2 separate regions of the Homo sapiens genome follow, and region 2 is linked to region 1. A link is a loop called in an ENCODE intact Hi-C map of the cell type or tissue named here. Cell type or tissue: ovary. All regions are shown on one strand. Links, peaks and the distances in the headings refer to the core of each region. The heading gives the core; the rest is flanking DNA.

Evidence for each region. Hi-C counts contacts between places; a loop is a spot of excess contacts. Peaks named below come from ENCODE experiments on the same cell type or tissue, not always from the same donor. Only the 100,000 strongest peaks of a DNase experiment are listed, where the experiment ranks them.
Region 2: a loop joins it to region 1, with 9 times the contacts of the local background. A loop is called at or near these places in 1 of 110 quality-filtered maps.

Annotation. Positions count from the first base shown.
Region 1 is chr4:94,167,397-94,171,793 of GRCh38, reverse strand. The region is part of intron 1 of SMARCAD1-DT (SMARCAD1 divergent transcript); the gene reads left to right. Among named protein-coding and RNA genes, the nearest start is that of SMARCAD1-DT, 38 kb to the left of the region's middle. RefSeq lists an enhancer at 4,267-4,397. In ovary, for the core only: no CTCF peak of the experiment used is centred there; a DNase peak (open chromatin) is centred at 2,032.
Region 2 is chr4:93,900,504-93,904,900 of GRCh38, reverse strand. No RefSeq gene overlaps it. Among named protein-coding and RNA genes, the nearest start is that of ATOH1, 74 kb to the right of the region's middle. In ovary, for the core only: no CTCF peak of the experiment used is centred there; no DNase peak of the experiment used is centred there.

The DNA of each region.
Region 1 (4,397 bases), core at 136-4,135:
GCTCAACTTCAGCTTTCTGAAGTTGCATGAGCGAGTAGGAATTGCACAATTTGGCATCACGTTTACAACAGCATCTTTTCTCATTCTTTTGGTGTTCTTCCTTCTTGGAAAATAAAGGTTTGGTACTCTTTTGGCTAAATATAGATTTGTATCTTGCCTAAAGATAACTCTTACAACAGTGTTGATTGCCCAACCAGTACTCTTTATTTTCTCCTCCTAATGACCAGTGGATCTAAATGCCATTTAAACAAGCTAGAGATCTGATTACCCAAAGCTGGGAGTCATCATATTCAATCTACCATTGGAAGAGCAGATGAGTTTTTTCAGGCTAAAGAAAGTTTTATTTTTAAGGGGTCTTCATCTCTTTATTTCATTCCAATAGAAGGAGACAGCATTTAAGTGATTACATTCTACTGAATAGTTTGGGATGAGAGAGATTAATGTTGATCTTTGTGTTAGTCTGTTCTCAAATTGCTATAAAATAAAAGAATTTAAAAATTGCTATAAAATAATATGTGAGACTGTGTAATTTACAAAGAAAAGAGGTTTAATTTGCTCACAGTTCTGCAGGCTGTATAGGAGGCATAGCAGCTTCTGCTTCTGGGGAGGCCTCAGGAATCTTATAACCACGGTGGAAGGTGAAGGGGAAACAGGCATCTTCACATGGCTGGAGTAGGAGGAAGGTGGGGTGGTTTAACACTTTAACCAAAAAGTGTTAAAAAAAAGCCACACACTTTTAAACAACTAGATCTCATGAGAACTTGCTCACTATCCCTACATAGTGTATCCGGAATTGTTGGGTTCTTGGTCTCACTGACTTCAAGAATGAAGCCGCGGACCCTTGCAGTCAGTGCTACAGTTCTTAAAGGCAGCATGTCCGGAGTTTGTTCCTTCTGATGTTCAGATGTGTTTGGAGTTTCTTCCTTCTGGTGGGTTCATGGTCTCCCTGGCGTCAGGAGTGAAGCTGCAGACCTTCGCGGTGAGTGTTACAGCTCATAAAGGCAGCATGGACCCAAACAGTCAGCAGCAGCAATATTTATTGCAAAGAGCAAAACAACAAAGCTTCCACGGTGCAGGAGAGGACCCAGGGGGTTTGCCACTGCTGGCTTGGGCAGCCTGCTTTTATTCCCTTATCTGGCCCCACCCACATCCTGCTGATTGGTCCATTTTACAGAGAGCTGATTGGTCTGTTTTACAGAGAGCTGATTGGTCCATTTTGACAGGGTGCTGATTGGTGCATTTACAATCCCTGAGCTAGACACAAAAGTTCTCCAAGTCTCCCCTAGATTAGCTAGACACAGAGCACTGATTGGTGCATTCACAAGCCCTGGGCTAGACATAGGGTGCTGATTGGCGCATTTACAAATCCTGAGCTAGACACAGAGTGCTGATTGGTGCATTTACAAACCTTGAGCCAGACACAGAGTGCTGATTGCTAGACAAAGTTAGCTAGACATGAAGTTTCTCCAAGTCCCCACTAGACTCAGGAGCCCAGCTGGCTTCACCTAGTGGATCCCCTACTGGGGCCGCAGGTGGAGCTGCCTGCCAGTAGCAGCGGTGTGCCAGCAGTCCTCAGCCCTTGGGCGGTCGATGGGACCGGGCGCCATTGAGCAGGGGGCGGCGCTCGTCTGGGAGGCTGGGGCTGCGCAGGAGCCCAGGGCGGGGGTGGGGAGGCTCAGGCATGGCGGGCTGAAGGTCCCGAGCTCTGCCCCATGGGGAGGCAGCTAAGGGCCGTGAGAAATCAAGCGCAGCGCAGGTGGGCCGGCACTGCTGGGGGACCCGGTGCACCCTCCACAGCTGCTGGCCCGGGTGCTAAGCCCCTCACTGCCCGGGGCTGGCGGGGCCGGCCGGCGGCTCCGAGTGCGGGGCCCACCAAGCCCACGCCCACCCAGAACTCCAGCTGGCCCGCGAGCGCCTCGCGCAGCCCTGGTTCCCGCTCGCGCCTCTCCCTCCACACCTCCCTGCACGCAAGCTGAGGGAGCTGGCTCCGGCCTCCGCCATCCCAGGAAGGGGCTCCCACAGTGCAGCGGCGGGCTGAAGGGCTCCTCAACCACCGCCAGAGTGGGTGCCCAGGCAGAGGAGGCGCCGGGAGTGAGCGAGGGCTGCAAGGGCTGCCAGCAGGCTGTCACCTCTCAATAGTACCAAGGGGAAAAATTTGCCCCCATGATCCAATCACCTCCCACTGGGCTCCATCTCCAACTTTGGGGACTACAATTCCACATGAGATTTGGGTGAAGACACAGATCCAAACCATATCACTGGTATTGTTCTGAAGATCAAGTGGAATAATTATTGTGTGAATACGTTGTAAATTGTGAAGTAGTATGACATTTGTAAGGTGTTATCATTTAACATTTATTGAGCATTTACCATGGGCTGGGCATTGTGTTTAATGAGTGTTTAAATAGCTTATAACATTAAATTCTGTGGTAGCCAAATCTAGTTGCTTAGTAGATCCCCCTGGATATCCACATGCACATAGAATCATGAATCATATACAATTTATGAATCACAAGATATGGCATAAGATCTGGAGATTCACATTATCCCACTCTCCTAAGGGAATTTCAGTTTACAGTCAGGTTTTAGAACCACTGATTTAGTCTTCAAACTAACTCACTGAGGAAATAACTAATTATCATCTCCGTTTCCTTTCTTTGTTGAAGAGCCTTAATGAGCAATAAAAAAAGGTTTTTTTTCATTCTCTGAAAATTCTATGTCATTTGGTATGTCAGAGTAACACTTTTTTTTTTAATTTTTTTTTTTGAGACGGAGTCTCGCTCTGTCGCCCAGGCTGGAGTGCAGTGGCGCCATCTCGGCTCACTGCAAGCTCCACCCTCCGGGTTCACGCCATTTTCCTGCCTCAGCCTCCAGAGTAGCTGGGACTACAGGTGCCCGCCACCACCCCCGGCTAATTTTTTGTATTTTTTTTAGTAGAGACGGGGTTTCACCGTGGTCTCAATCTCCTGACCTTGTGATCGGCCCGCCTCGGCCTCCCAAAGTGCTGGGATTACAGGCGTGAGCCACTGCGCCTGGCCTAACACTTTTTTTAAAACTGGAAAATGGAGTAGAACGCCTTGTTCTCAAAGAGCTTACAATTTTGTGAAATGCCAATGTAAGGAATTATTTATATAATATTAAAGTGTGATGAAGACTATGAAAGAGGCAAGTTTCAGCTAAAGCAGCAGTAGGGAGAGGAAACAGTCATCTCTGCCTGGGGAGAGTGAAGGTGTGGGAAAGTTTCACAGAAGATGAGAGTGACAGAAGCATGTACAGAGGGAAGGATGTATGAGCCAGCACAGCATACTGAAAGAATGGAAAGAATTCAGTATGGCTGTTGGGGAGGGCATTCAGGAAAGCATGGGCTTTGGAATCTGATAAACACAGTTTTAGATTCTGGATCCGCTACTTACTAGCTAAGTTACCTTGAGCAATTTCATTTAGCTTCCTTGAATCTTAGATTTCTCAGCTAGGATAACAAAGCCTTTCTACCCTTCAGAGTATTTGTCAAGGTTAATGGAAACTCTTATTATAAATTAACACGTATTAATTTATTTTCATTAGAATATTCTACTACTATTACTATTATTGCAAGTCTTTTGGAAAGCATTTGGGTATTATTACGTTAGTTAGCTTTGGGGATGCCATTAAAATAAAAGAAGGGTGTGAATGCATTTGCCTTCTACCAATAATACTTTGTCAGCAAGACAAGGATGAATCCGAGGACATTGGAGGCAAAGAGATCACTTCCTGGACTAATTCTCATTCTAGATGATGCATAATAAGAATATTAGTACTGGCTGGGCGTGGTGGCTCACGCCTGTAATCCCAGCACTTTGGGAGGCCGAGGCAGGTGGGTCACTTGAGGTCAGGGGTGCGAGACCAGCCTGACCAACATGGTGAAACGCCCTCTCTACTAAAAAATACAAAATTAGTCCGGCATGGTGGCGCATGCCTGTAATCCCAGCTACTTGGGAGGCTGAGGCAGGAGAATCGCTTGAACCCAAGAGGCAGAGGTTGCAGTGAGCTGAGATAGTGCGATTGCACTCCAGTCTGGGCAACAAGAGTGAAACTCTGTCTCAAAAAAAAAAAAAAAAGAATATTAGTGGGGATGGGGAGAAAAAGATGGATTCAGAGATATTTAGGAGATAGTTTAACATATCATATACAATTATGGTTAAAGACAAAACTAAGCATGTGGCAAAATTAACAGTCTATTTATTCATAAACTTGTAGCAAGAAAGCCCTTGGCAATGTTTTATTTCAGCAGGTCTTCAATGGTATTGGACAAGTATGAGTTTATAGTGTGTGAAGAAAATACTAAGCCTCTGATTGGCAAGCATTTATTAAGGTAGGAATTTTAGAAGCAAGAGAGAATTTTATTGAGTGGTCATTGA
Region 2 (4,397 bases), core at 296-4,295, 270 kb after region 1:
ATATAACTTGTTTTGGGCCACAGAGCTAGTAGTTGGGAGACCTAGAGTTGAATGTAGATTTGTTTTCTTCACCTATAACACAATGCCTCATAGCAGTTCTGGCCCAATACATGGGAATGTAGTGTCAACTCATACCTGTTGCGAGGCTGGGCCTGATCTCTTTTGAGTTTACTTCATGCTGACACCTGGTTCCCACCTTATAATCTATTTTGGACTTCAGTGCTATTCTCTGTTCAAGTTTTTTTTTTTTTTTTTTTTTTTTGAGACAGGTCTTGCCCTGTCTCCTAGGCTGTGGAGTGCAGTGGCGCCATCTCAGTTCACTGCAACCTCTGCTTCCTGGGTTCAAGTGATTCTCCTGCCTTAGCCTTCCAAGTAGCTGGGATTACAGGCACAAGCCACCATGCCTGGCTAATTTTTGTATTTTCAGTAGAGATGGGGTTTCACCATGTTGTCCAGGCTGGTCTCAAACTCCTGACCTCTGGTGATCCACCCACCTCGGCCTCCCAAAGTGCTGGGATTACAGGCGTGAGCCACCACGCCTGGCCTGTTCAAGTTTCATCTTGGAAATCTACTTAGAGTATCAGTCCTATTGTGATTTTGGGCCAGATAACCATTTGTTGTGAAGGGGTTGCCAAGTGTGTTGTAGGATATTTTGCATCCCTGGCCTTTACCCACTGGATGCTAGAAGCACTCACCACCCACAACTGTGACAATAAAAATATCTTCATACATTTCCTAATGTCTCTGAGGGGAGAGGGTTGGGGATGGGGCAAAATCACTCCCAGCTGAGAACCACTAGCCTATAGCTGCAATCCACTTAAGACTGAGGCTTTTCCTAATTCTTAATAGTCTTTTGTCTTCCATACCACTAAGAAACTGGAATCCTGTGTCTGACCACAGGCTTGTTGTTACGATGCTCCTCTCCAATCACCTCTGGCTCTCTGACTTGGATTCTAAGTAGCCTTCTCCTGGATGTAGTGCTGCTGGGCTCAACCTGCCTACAGGGAAAAGTGTGTTGCGCCACCTAAGACCCCCCACCTGGTGGCCTTTGCCACAGCCTGTGCTGACCCCAGTCTGTTGCTGAACGACATTTTTTCTTCATATCTGCAGCCAAGTGATCGTGTCTGTAAAGTTTAATTTAAGTTCTAAATACCTGCCTTCTGTCTCTTCTATATAGTCAACTAAGAACTTTCTGCCTGTTTCCCAAGACAGGATTACTCTTTGTAACGCTAATAATGGCACAAAAGCATGTTTAAGATGAAGGGTATAGCAGCCCTCGTGATATAATTTCTAGAGCATCTCTACTTTCTTTTAAAAATATACTGTTTTAGCTTCAGCATCCATCAGTTAGTTTAAACCCCTACATATTAAACCATTTTCTATATTATTTCTTGGGATGATGTATCAAGTTAAGTACCCAGAGTATTTAATACACATTAAGTTGTCTCTTTCAAATTTCTAGAATTGCCTACTAGTTTTAGAATTAAAGACTTTAGTAAATAAGATGATGTCCTTAGTCATAATCGAACCTGTGCCTTCAATCCTTAATTATCACCCTTAGAGGTGATAACTATGTTGAGTTTTCCTTTTCCCCATGCTTGGGCTTTTCTCTTTTTGTAATTATTCAGAAACATTTCGTTCTTATTGATTATTTTATTTGCTATGAGCTTAATAATCCCTCATTTTATTATGTATGCTTTAGGTTTGGCAAACAAATTCCAAGCAGTGTTCCAAATGCAGAGCCACCATAGTTTTGTTTATATGAGTAAAGTAATATTTTATATTATAAACATTGTTTCTGCTGATTCTAATTTTGAATACTGGATTATATTAGACAATTCCATTAAAAAACAAAGCAAGGCAGTTTATTCAGTGAAATATTTAGTCACATTAGTTGATGACATTTTATGTCAGATTTCTTCAATATTATATGATTTATGTTGTTAAATTTATGTAATAAACCAACTGTCCTATATTTACATGTATATTTCTAATTTGAACATTGTTCACCTAGCTATGTCTTATAAGTAGGCTACATCCAGATGATTACGCTTGACCTATTTTGAAAAGTTGTTATCCTGTGTATCAGCCATTGTATTAGTCTGTTCCCACTGCTGTAAATAAATATCTGAGACCAGGTAATTTATAAAGAAAAGAGGTTTAACTGGCTTGTGTTTCTGCAGGCTGTATGAGAAGCGTAGCAGCTTCTGCTCGGCTTCTGGGGTGGCCTCAGGGAACTTTCAATCACAGTGGAAGGCAAAGTGGGAATGAGCACTTCACATGGCTGAAGCAGGAGGAAGAGGGGTGAGGGAGAAGCTATAGCACTTTTAAACAACCAGATTTCATGAGAATTCACTCACTATTGTGATACAGTGCAAAGGGGGAAATCGGCGTCCATGATCCAGTCTTCTCCCTAAGGCTCCACCTCTAAAATGGAGATTACAATTCGATTTGAGATTTGGGTAGGGACACAGATCCAAACTATATCAGCCATCCAGTAAAAATAAGACATGCTTTATTTACACAGGGAAGGGAATAATATTGAGTGTTCTTGAGGTTTTACTCTCTTAAGTCTAGACATGATGAATCTAGGAACATTAAGAAGAGTCCCTGGATAGCAGGAATGTACATTAGGAAGAACATAATTATAACTGAGTAATTCTTATGTTTGAAGAAAATAAGAAATTTAAAGTTTTAATTTAATCTTCACAGTAACCATATGATGTAGGTGGGCAATATATTATTATCTCTATTGTATAGCTGGGGAAATTGAGGCATAAAGTTTAAGTAATATGTCCAAAGTCACTCAGCTATTAAGTGGAGAATTGGAATGTAAATTCAGGTCTGCTAAAGTCCAGAATCTTCAACCTAAGCCAATACATTTCTAAAAGTTTCTGTGAGGGGGACAGGCTGAGGAAAAGGCAAGAACATTACTGAAGCATTGCTTTAGAGCACTTTCCAATAGAAATATAGTAAAAATCATGTATGTAATTTAAATTTTTCTGGTAACCACTTTAAAATGGACTAAAAAACAGAAAACATAATTTTCATTTTGTATTGTATTTAACTGAATATGTCTAAAATGTTATCATTTCAATATGTATTCAGTATAAAAATTTTAATGAGATCTTACATTCTTTTTTGTACTAAGTCTTTGAAATCCAGTGTGCATTTTATACTTTCAGCACATTTCAATTTGGACTAGGCATATCTCAAGTGCTTAATAGTCATTTGTGGCTAATGGCTAGTGTATTAGACAGAGGAGCTCACGAAACCTTGAAACTGGATTTAGATAATTTAGATTTTGAAGATCACTTTGCATTATGTCATTTAATCTCACATTAAAGATTTTTCTAGCCTTGAGTAATTTCATATTTGAACGCTCCAGCCTTGGATCAGGAATTAAAGGGTAGATGAGAACTCGTGGCCTCCTACCTCTGCTAGTGGGTATCATCATGGGAGCAGGTTAAATTAGTTAGGAATTCCCAAGGAAAAGGTAAATCTCAAAGGTCAAAAATCAGGATTTAGATCTAGCTTCTTCTCCTTCATTGTAAATCCTGGATTTTTTTTTTTCTTAGGTAGTTAGCAGTTGCCTTAAATTTATTGCAACAGTTTGGAACTTGAGCACTAGTGATTTTCAGTATATTCGTTTTGACTTTCCTTTCTTGCTGGATGTCCTTTTATTCATCTGGTAAATTTGCAAGCAGGCTGCATCTTGGAAAGTGCAGGCACAGGCTTCTTTTTTAATAAGAAGGTTTAAAAAAGAAGGCTTCTTTTTAAATATCTCATTATCTAATGAGATAACTCATTAGATAATTCGTTAGACAACGGCATAGATAGCAACAAACTCCCAACCAGATTGCTATGGAATAGTCCCTTCTATTTAGAATTTCTAGCACCGCTATAGTTTAAGTCATTCCTCAAAGTGAAATTGAGAGGTTAGAAACAGACAATGGGGCAAGAAAAGCAGTTTCCCACAGCAGCTTACATGACTTATGAGCAAAAACTGGTTCACAAAATGGACAACAGAGTGTGTTGAAAAGAAACTAGATATTTACAATGAAGAACTTAGGCAAGGGATACTTTTACTGTAAGATATTTCAGGACAGTTGTGATGTAATCATGAGCTTACATGAAAATAAGTAAAGGATGATAATTGTCAATTATGTGATAAATAAAATTTTCTAAATCTTACACTTGCTTAAATGCCATTACAAATGTAATATGTGGAAAAACCTAACTCCACTAATTAAGAGAATTCACATCAATGTTATATACATGAAAATATGTACAGCAAAATAACATCAATATTCATTGTCATCCTTGGATGAAATATTTAAGGTTTTCTTTGCAAAAAAAAATTCTTTGTTTATATATATGTAAAACTCACAGGTAGA